2 separate regions of the Homo sapiens genome follow, and region 2 is linked to region 1. The links are chromatin loops, found by intact Hi-C in ENCODE. Cell type or tissue: transverse colon. All regions are shown on one strand. Region 1 holds the start of ERF (ETS2 repressor factor). Region 2 has its middle 24 kb from the start of POU2F2-AS2.

Region 1 (5,000 bases):
ATGGTAAAGGGTAAATGTGGTGGTTTGGAATTGGTTAGATCTGGGTTCGAATCTTAGTTCCAATACTTCCTGGCTGTAAGATTTAGTGGACTGATTTTCCCTCAGAGAGCATCACTTTCTTTATCTGTAAATGGGGATAACAGCAGTAATTCCCCTCGTTGGGATTTTGTGAGGATTAAATGAGAAGATGCCCCTGACAATGCTTGGCCCGGTGCCTGGCACATCATGAACACTCGGAATTCGGGAGCTGTTATTCGAACAATGAAGATGATTATTATTGCTGGACCACACCGCTCCCAGAGGGTTACAATATCCGTGGGGGAGCTGTACTGTCCGTAGGCAAGGTTACATAATTCCCGGGGGTTGTGGGGGAAAGCTTCCCTGGAGCCCTTGGTCTCCCCAAGGAGGAGGCCTGAGACTTTTTTTTTTAGGCACTGGTGAGGAGCCTGTCTAAGGTGGACTAGGTACCCCGCAAGCGAGGAGGCTGGGATTGAAGCCCTGGGTACCGGGAGCCTGAGCTCCGCAGGCCTTCCCTATCTGTGACTTTTCTGTCTCCCCGCCCATCTTCTGGATTCGTCCCCCACCCAGCCCCCCCAACTCCCGCCCGCCACCCATACGCCCCTCCTTCGGAACCTCAGAGTCTTTTTTGAGACTCTGTTTCCAGGCTATGCCTGTGAATATTGCTTCTATTTGGCCTCTACCCTGCTGCCGGCTCCTGGGCTCCATCAGATCTGCGCTGTGATTTCCTGTTTCCCAGAGCCTCAGGCTTCATCCTTCCCTCCCGGCTGAGGCAGAGAACGGAGACTTAACACTTCTCTACGCTCTGGCTTTCGATCTTAAGCCCTGTCTTCCTCTCTCCTGGCGACCCTCAGTGCCCCTTGGGAGCACATTTGTTCAGACTTTGGTCGCCCCCTCGTATCCCGGCCCCGCCTCCGGAACCCCCGGTCCTAGTAGTGGACGTGGGGGGACCTCCGGCGCCAGCCCTATCCCCGGGACAGCTGCAGCCTGGGGACGGTGGTGGTGGGGGCTTCCAAATGCATTCTCTCTGGTCACTTCCTCCCCAGCTGGACGGGGGTTATCAGGGAAGCCAAGACCCCATCCCCACAGGAGCGGAGGGCACAGCCGCCTCCCCATTTCCGATGCTGGGAAATGCATCCCACCCATTCCACCCCACCCCTGGACAGCTGCCCCCATTCAGGCTCAGGGTTGGGGGGTTGGGTAAAACCAAGCTGGGAAATGCTGTGGTCTTCATCATCTTCTAAGGTCCTGACCCCGCCCCTCTGCAGAGAAGATTCTGCCCCCTCCCCACAAAAGTTTCTGACCCCCGCTTCCTCGGAAGGGCCCCCCGTTTTCCCATACAGGCTCCCAAAAGAAACTCTGGAGCCCGCAGTGGGCAGGAGAGGAGGAGGGGCAGCAGGTAGCGAGTGCCGAAGACTTAAGTTAGCTGCAGACTCGGAGCCTCTGACTAGGGTCATGACCCGCGGGACCCCATCCCACCCCCACCCCCTCCTTCCTCCCTCCCCCGCCGCGCGGCCCCTTTAAGCCCAGAGCCGGCCGGTCCTCAGTGGCTGCGCGCCGACGAGCGTGTGTGTGAGTGCGCGGGGAGGGGGCGGGCGCAGTGTCTCCATGGCGACGCGGCGGTGACGTCGCCGGCCGGGGGGCGTGGGCGTCCCGGCCCCGGAGTGCGATATTAACCCGGGAGGCGGCGGCGGGGAGGGGAGAGGCTCTGAGAGGCGAGGCCGGGTGAGGCGGCGAGGGCGGCCCGACGGGCGCGGGACGGGACGGGGCAGCGAGGGCGCCGGGAGCCGCGGCCCGGAATCGGGGCGCTTCGCCCCGGGCCCCCCAGCATGAAGACCCCGGCGGACACAGGTGGGGGCGGGGGCAGCACGTGTGGGGGAGACTTGTTGCCCCGGGAAACCGAACGGAGAAACTTTGGGGGGGCTGAAGGGGTCCGGGGGAGCCCGAGTGATCCCCAGTTCTGGGGGACCCCTCAAGCACTGGAGACCTGTTGCTTCTCGTGGCGCGAGCGGGGTTGCTGCCTGGGACCCCCGATTCCTGGCTCCGGGCGGAGTGGTGTGGGTGCTGCGGGTCTTGGTCCTGTATCCCTACCGGGACCCCGCAGGCCGGGCTCTCCCCCACTCCCGGGATCACGGGGGTGGCGGGGTCCTTCCCCTCCGCTCTTGTCACGTTGCACTCTGGGGGCCGGGACGTGTGCGGGGCGGGGGGGCTCGTCCACCGGGCCCGCTATCCCTGGTTCTGCGCTGCGCGGTCCTGCTGGTGACCTTCACGGCGGCGCGTGCCCTGCACCAGGTTAGCGGGGGATACGGGATGGCCTCTAGGAGGAGGGCGTGAGTGGGGAGCCCGGGACTCGGGGTCCTGGCTGCGCCGCCCCTCCCCCGCCCGCCTCTGTCGGCTCCTCGCTCCCCCGCCCTCGCCGAGTCGCAAAGTTCCAAAGCGCAGCCCGAACGTTCGAAAAAGGAACTTTTTGTTTCCGACCTTAGAACGCGCGGCTTTAAGGTGGCTCCGGGGAGACCTGGGTACCCTCCTCCCGCGCCACCGGTGGCCCGGGGTTGAGGAGGGTGGGGAAGGTGGGGGGAGACGCAGAGGCTCCCCCCTCGCCCCCCCTCCCGGATCCACCTCTTCTCTTTCAGCGGGCCGTCTCTTCCCTCCGCCCCTCTCTTCCCCGCCAACTTGCTCCTCCTTAAGGGGCCAAGGTTCCCCTCCCCCTCGGTCGGCGGGCGGGGGGCAGCGGGATTAACTCCCCCTCCCACTCGGACTTTTCCCCCTCCCCTCCCCCGCCGCCCCCGGGCTCGCGCGGGCTGGACTTTGCGCCCGAGCGCGCAGGGGGAGGGGTCCCAGCCGCCCCCTGCCCGTCTACCCCGTCGGAATCCGGCCCGGGGCGGGGACGGGGGAGGGGGAAGGGGGCCGGGCGCCGCTGTTCAAACTTGTTTCCTTCCCCCGGCGGCGGCGGCGGCGGCGGCGGCGGCTCGGGCTCCTGTGTGCGGGTGTGTGCCCCGACCGGCCCACCCACCCCACCCCATCCCCACCCCATTCCCACCCCATTCCCATCCCCATCCCCCTGCTCGGCGGGTGGGGGCGGCTTAATCTTAAAGGGCTCCGAGCTGGGATCCGGCGCCAGGGGATTGGGACCCGGACCGAGGAGGGGCCCTGGGGGTGGGGCCGGGGTGCGGAGTGCGGTAGGGTCAGTCACGTGCGTCCTACACACTCCCCCGGCTTCCACTCGCTCCCGGGTGGCTGGGCCCTGGGGGCAGCAGGAGCCTACCCTCGCCCAAGGAGGAGGCCGAGGCACCCAGACAACCTCGCTTCATCTTCTCTCCCTGCTACCGGCCTTGGCCTGATAGGATCCGCGGGTCGCTTCCCCAACCCTGTCGGGGGGCGGGACAGTGTGTGGGTTTTCCGGCTGGGGGAGGGGAGGGGAAGGAGGCCTGGAATGGCCTCCGATCGGTGCATCTTTCCCGTCTGCCTCCTGGCCTGCCGCTCCGCACCCCTCCATCCAGTTCTCCATCCCGGTCCCTCTCTCTGCCGTGGCTGTTTCCCACTTCCTGTTTTCTTCCCGGCTCTGGCGCCATAGAGGGCCGCCTGGAGTGGGGGAGGTGGTGGGGCCCCCCAGGAGGCCGGCGTGTTCTTCCTCTGCCACCACTCCTCCCTTCCGACCCTCATAGTCCCTTAAAAAAAGTTTGGGCCGTCACGTGAGGTTGGGGGGTGCCCAGGAGTTTTGTCCCCCCAGGCTTGCATAGTCTGTCTGGGAGAATCCCTACCCCGCCTCTGTGGGACCCAGGTGTGCTTCTGGGACCTCGCCATCCCAGCCCTTGCTGTCTGACTGCTGCCACTTCTGCACTCTGTCTCGCAGTCTCCTGAACCCCTCTCTCCATGTGCCTGCTCTCTCCCTGCCTCACTGGCCCCCATGTTCCCGAGGTCCCGCACCCCCAAGCTTCCTCCGTGCAGGTCTGGTGTTTCCCTGTTTTAAGCACGTGGACGCATACACAGCACACTCACACATGCTCCCCTTGCCCGTGCCTGGCTCCTGGCTCCAAGGCCTGGGGAACAGAGCCCCATTGAGACACCCTGACGTCACCCCCTCTTCATTCTCCCCCCCCCAAAGCCGGGAACAGGCCTTCATGTATGCTGTGTCCGATGAGGAAAGCCGCCGTTGTGGTGGGCTTGGGAGTGGGGAAGGGTCCCTGCCAGAAGTGGGAGCCAGGGTCCAGGCCCTGGAGGAGGGGTTGCTCAGGGAAGGGGTTTAACAAGGGGGCCTGGGACAGCTCCCAGAATGCGGCTTGAGGCCTTTCCAGAGCCCCCCCACCTCCTTTCCGAGTTCCCTTTGTGTTGCATGTAGTCTCTCTCACTCCCTCTCTTCTGCAAAGTTTATTTTTAGCCTCCTGCTCCCCCGCTCCCAGGACTGTCGCTGCACACACGTTGCCTGGTTACCGGGACACGGAGGCTGGGGCGGGTGGGCTGGGAAGGGTGGCTTTAATTTTGGGGGGAGGGTGGAAGTCAGTACATCCCCCACCCCCAGATTGATGTCTCAGGGGCTTTGGCCCCCCTTCTAGGTCTAGAGCCAGATTGGGGCTGAGGTGGAAGTAACATGGAGCTTGGTTCCCTGAGAGGGGCTGGGAGCTTTTTGGAGGGGATATGAGGGTCCATGAAGCTGGTGGCTGGGTCACCTGGGTTCCAAAGGACCCTGGGCCTTGCAGGAGACCTTGTGATCTGGATTCTCTAGAAGGGTGAGGATAATGGGTTGAACACCTAGATTCCCAAGAGAGCGATGGTGCTCTGGGGTCTCTGGAAGGGGTTGTCAAAGGCTGTCACTTTTAAATGGAACAGGGGCTGTTGGTGCTGGTCTGTGAACAGCTGGAGGTCATATCCCTGGCACCCTGAGGGGCTGGTGGAAGGCTGGGATATATCTGAATGGGGCAGGGACTCCGGGGGCTATGTGGTACTGCAGCCCAGTCTGGGCAGGAGTTGGGGGCCTACAGTGA
Region 2 (5,000 bases), 77 kb after region 1:
CCCTTGGCCTTCCTTTCCTTCCTCCCTGTCTCCAAGCCATAATGTGCCTGGCACAGGGGAGGTGCTTGGTGACTGGGCACTGCCCTCCTCTCTTTCTTCCCCTCCTCTCCCTTCCCCACTCCTCTCCTTTCTGCTGTTCTTCCCTCCCCTCCTGTCTGCCCTTTCCCCCTTGGTGCTTCCCTGGACCCTCTTGTCACCTTCCTACTTTCTGCTTTCACCCCAGCCTGTCCCTTCCTCCTTTACCTGGGCTCTGTCTCTGCCCCCCATCCCCAGCCTTGTCTACCAGACCTCATTCTCTATTTCTGACTCTCCATTTGTCTCTTCTTGTCTCTGTCTCGCATCTCTCTGTGGATCTCTGTCCAACTGAAAGCCTCTTCCAGTGCCTTTCTCCATCTCACTGTGTCTCTCTGTGTGTCTCCTGAGGTTTCTCTGTTCCTGTCACTTTCTTGCAGTCTCTGTCCATGTCTCTGCATTTCTCTGCCTCACTTTGACTCTCTGGGTCTCTGTCTTTGCTTTCTTTCTCTCACCATCTCTGTATTTCTTTTCATCTCTTTTTATGTCTTGATCTCTGTTTCTCTCTTTGCACATTTCTTTCTGTCTCTGTTTCTTAGGTTCTCTCTCAGAATCCCTATGTATATTTCTCTGTGTTTCTGTCTACACCTTCTTGTTTGACTCTGTCTCCTTGTTTGACTCTCTCTGTGCCTTTTTCTCTGTCTCAGTCTCAGTCTCTGTATCTTTTGGTCTCTGTCAATGTCTGTCTTTCTGGCTTTGCATCTCTCCATCTCTGTTTCTCTGTCTCTTTCAACGGCTCTTTCAACGGCTCTTTCTTAATCTCTGTCTGTTTCCGCAGGTCTATATCTCTTACCTCTGTGTGTGTCTGCCTCTGTCTCTATGTCTTCCTATCTCTGTATCTCTGCAACACTGCCTTACATCTTCATTTGTCTCTCTTTGCGTGTAGCTTTCTCCTATCTCTGATTTGTGCATATCTATCTCTCTTATTTCTGTGTCTCTGTCTTTGTGAATTAGTCTCTTTCTCTCCCCATATATATTTTTTCACTATCTCTCTGTCTCTGTGTGTCTACTTCTCTGTGGCTATCTTTCTGACTCTGCATCTCTGTCTCTGCATGGACCTCTTCTCCTTATCTCTTTGTCTCTGAGTGTCTCTGTGGTTCTTGGTGCCCCTTTATGTCCCCATCTGCTCCCTCCTCCCTCCTCTCCCCCCACTCTGTTCCTGTGTCTCTATATTTCTGTGTGTCTCTGGACATCTCTCTGCCTCCATGTCCCCTATACTTCCTGCCCTCTCCCTTCTCCTTTTCCTCTTTGTCTCTGGGTGTCTCTTTGAGTCTCTGGCTTTTAGGGCCTCTCCCTGCCTTTGAGTCCCCTGTGCTCCCCACCCTTCTCTGTCTCTTTTCTGTGTGTCCCCGTGTCTATTTGTTTCTGTGTGTCTCTGTGTCTCTGAGCATCTCTCTGCCTCTAGGAGTCTTTCTCTGCCTCTGCATCTTCTGTGCTCCCTGTCCTGTCCCCTCTCTCTTTTTTCTCTGTCTCTATCTCTGGGTGTCTCTGTGTCTCTGAGTATCTCTGTTAGTCTCTGGACCTCAGTGTCTCTCCATACCTTTGAATCCCTCTCTGCTCCCTGCCCCTCGCCCTTACCCCTCTGTCTCTTACTGTGTGTCCGTGTGTCTCTGTGTCTCTGTGTGTCCGTGTGTCTCTGTGTCTCTCAGTATCTCTGTGGGCCTCTGTCGGTCTCAAGGATTGTCCTTGTCTCCGTGTCCCCTTCTATTCCTACCCCTCTCCTCTATCTCTGTGTCTCTGTTTCTGCATATGTCTGCATCTCTCCGTCTCTGTGTCTCTCTGTGTCTCTGTGGGTCTCGGGCCTCTCCCTGCCTCCGTGTCCCCTGCGCTCCCCGCCCTCTCCCTCTCCCTCTCTCCCCCCTCGCTCTCTCGCTCGCGCTCTCTCTCTGAGCATCCTTGGGCCCGGGGTTGCCATGGGGACAAGGTGGGAGCCGGGGATGGCGCGCGCCTGGGCTCGCGCCGGCAGCTCAGGCGAGGAGCAGCGGCCAGAGCAGCGCCAGCAGCAGGCAGCGAGCGGGCGCGGGAGCGGGAGCGGGAGCGGGGGTAGCGTTGGCGGCGGCGGCTCCTCCTCGGCCATCCCCTCGGAGCCGTGCAGCTGACGCGCATGGCGAAGACAGCGGCGCCTACCGATGGGAGCAGCGGTAAGGCAAGGCGGCGCGGCGCAGCCGGGCGGGCGGGCGGCGGGCAGCCTCCTCCTCTCCCCAGCTCGCCTGCGCGCCCGCCCGCCTGCCCTCCCTTCCTCCCTCTCCCCTCGCAGCCCCTGCCCGCCCGCCCGCCCGCGCCGCGCTTGCCCTTCCATTTAAAAATCTTTAAAACTTTGCATATTAATATCTGCGCTTTGCATAATCTGACCCGCGCTTTATTGATTGCAAGAAGCTTAATGCAGCCGGCTCGGCCTATTGCAGAGAGCTCTCCGGGCGGGAGCCGGGCGGGAGCCGGGCGGGCGCCGCTCACTCCGCACCGCGCTCCGGCTGTCAGCCGCCGCCGCGGCCCCGGCCCTCTCGCCTCCCTCTCGGCGCCCGGCGCCGGGGCTTTGCCCCCTGGCTGGGTATTTTTATTATTTGGGGATGGGGGGGGTCAGCTTGCTCTCGATGGCAGTGAGGGAACCAAAGGAGAGGTGTACGTGGGGGCGGGGGGCAGGGATGGAAAGAAATGGGGACGGAGAGGAGGTGAAGAGGGAGAGGAAAAAGGGAGAAGGGGCAAGAAGGATGAGGAAAGGAGAGGCGTGGAGGGGGAAGCAGTAGAGAGAGGAGAGGGCAGTCGGCTGAGGACGGAGCTGAAAGGACGGAGGAGCGGAGGAGCGGAGGAGCGAGAGCCGAGGCAGAAGAGAAAGGAGGGAGTCAAGAGCGCAGACTAGAGAAAGAGCCTGACGGCCGCAGAGCTGAGGAAAGAGGCAGGCAGTGGGCGCTTCGCCGCTGCTGCCCCCGGGCCAAAAAATAAAGAAAAGAAAAAGAGAAAAAAAACAATACCAATAAAAAGACGATGAAAATAAAACACATCGCAACCAGGGCCACTGAACACAAAAAGGAGCGAGGACAGAGAAGAGAGGCGAGGTGGCATCTGCTCCCGGCTGGCTGCGGCGCTTCGGAGAGGCTCCCCGGGCTGGGCGGGACCCCCATTTTGACCCTGCATTTGAGGAAGGGGCGACTGTGGAGAAAATGAGGCGAGAGGGGGTCAGGGCTGGTGGCGGTTCCGCCTGTTTTTTTTTTTTTCTCTCTCTCTCTCTTTTCCTGGAGGTGTGGGGGCCGGTTTAGTACGATGATGGTGAGGATATTGGTCGGTGATGCTGTCTGAAGCTCCGAAGCAAGCAGGGTGCAATGGGGGGGGAGAGGTAAGAGGGCACAGGGAACGAGAAAGGGCTGGGTGGTGGGAATGAGGGGTGAGAGAAAGGAACGGGGTGCCTTGGAGAGCAGAAACGGTGAGAAATAGGAAAAAGCAGCCGGGATGGGGCACTCAGAGGCGGTGGCATCTCAGGCAGGAGGAGAGGTGGAAAACGGAGCTCCAGGGCCCCAGAGTGAGGTTGGGGAGCCGCGGTGCACCCCTCAGCTCTCTGGACAAAGTCTGTAACTTGGGGAACCCCTTCGACTGCCTGCTGCCTCTTTGGTCTCTTTTCTTTCCCTTTTCATGTCCTTTCTCAGCTCCTTTATTTCCATCTCCTTTACTGTTTTTTCTTTCTCACTGTTTTTCAGTTTCTATCTCTTCCTTTTCTCAATAAAAGCTCTTTCTCCTCCTCCCCACCCCTTAGTTTTTCTTTTTCTACCTCCCTTATCTCCACCTCCTTCCCTTCTTTTTTCTCCGTTTTTCCCTTCCCCCTTTCCCCCTTTCTTTTATTCTTCCCTTCCTGCCACTCATTTCCCCTGTTGCCAGCTCTTTCTACCCCCTCCCTCAGTTTCATTTATTCATCACTCTTGCTGCTCTGGCCTTCAACAGGGTGCCAGGGAAAGGGGCTCCATGCAAAGGCAGGAATCCCCAACTTCCTACCAGAGCCTAACCCCTGTTCTGAAACCCCATGTATTTCTACCCTCTTTTTTACCCTGAGTGGGGGTTTGGGTCTGTCCCCTGGGTTCTAGTGCCACCCCCTACTTCCTTGTGGCCTCCTGGAGAAGTCCTGCTGGATGCTCACTGGGGCTCTGGGAGGGGGAGGGGAAGATCTTAAGTGAGGGCTCATGGCTGTCGACTCAGCCCCACTGAGAAGGGTGTGGACAGAGAAGAAAATGACATGGATGCCTAGCGGGAAGTGAAAACGGGAGGAAATTGGGGCGGAAGTCCATCTGAGAGAGTCCTTAGAGCTTTTGAGTCCAGGTAAAAGATCCTGAGAGAAAGCCTTTGGCCTGATGACCACTCCCCACTTTCTGCCTCCTTCCTGGGGCCTGTGGAGTTGGGGAGTAGGTCCTGGATTTAGAGAAAGACCCAATCAGCCGCTTCGCTCAGTAGCTTTTAGTCTCTTGCCATCTTGTCAGGTGGATTTGTCCTTCCACCCCCCAGGATATAAGGGGAAGGTACAGAGTCAGTGTGCAGTGGGGGGCTGGTGGGTACAGAGTCAGTGTGCAGTGGGGGGCTGGTGGGTACAGAGTCAGACCATGACGGCAGCATGCATGTGTATAAGGCCTGCATGTGTGGTGAGATGTGTTCAGGAAGGACTAACTGTGTGTGCTGGGCCTCGAAGCCTTGGCAGAGTGAGGAGCCAAAGGTGTAGAATCGTGACATGTGTTTTCAGTGGGGGGTTGGGTACTGGGGGTCCCCATCATGGGTGACATATGTGCAGAAGGGAGTCAGTGCATATTTGTACTGATCTCTCCCTCGTCCTGATGTTTATGTATCACTCGCTATGTGTGCATTCAGGAGGCCCTCTTTGGCTCTGTGCGTGGAAGCCGTCCACGCGTGTGCAGGCCCATGTGCCGAGTCTGGCTTCAGCAGTGGACACGTGA

Evidence for each region. Hi-C counts contacts between places; a loop is a spot of excess contacts. Peaks named below come from ENCODE experiments on the same cell type or tissue, not always from the same donor. Only the 100,000 strongest peaks of a DNase experiment are listed, where the experiment ranks them.
Region 2: a loop joins it to region 1, with 16 times the contacts of the local background. A loop is called at or near these places in 9 of 110 quality-filtered maps.

The regions. Positions count from the first base shown.
Region 1 is chr19:42,251,847-42,256,846 of GRCh38, reverse strand. ERF (ETS2 repressor factor) reads left to right here and starts at 1,719. Exons shown (of 4, transcript NM_006494.4): 1 at 1,719-1,869. The coding sequence starts at 1,848. RefSeq lists enhancers at 491-1,022, 1,663-2,162 and silencers at 1,518-1,917, 1,928-2,617, 2,698-2,767, 2,858-2,977, 2,998-3,047 and 1 more. In transverse colon, CTCF peaks have their summits at 2,090 and 2,321; DNase peaks (open chromatin) are centred at 1,646, 2,436, 2,700 and 3,286; H3K4me3 peaks cover 4,645 bases; H3K27ac peaks cover 5,000 bases.
Region 2 is chr19:42,174,366-42,179,365 of GRCh38, reverse strand. It overlaps a transcript of POU2F2 not described here. Among named protein-coding and RNA genes, the nearest start is that of POU2F2-AS2, 24 kb to the right of the region's middle. RefSeq lists silencers at 2,000-2,079, 2,180-2,329 and an enhancer at 2,679-3,181. In transverse colon, CTCF peaks have their summits at 1,913 and 2,123; a DNase peak (open chromatin) is centred at 2,233; H3K4me3 peaks cover 1,607 bases; H3K27ac peaks cover 411 bases; H3K27me3 peaks cover 4,920 bases.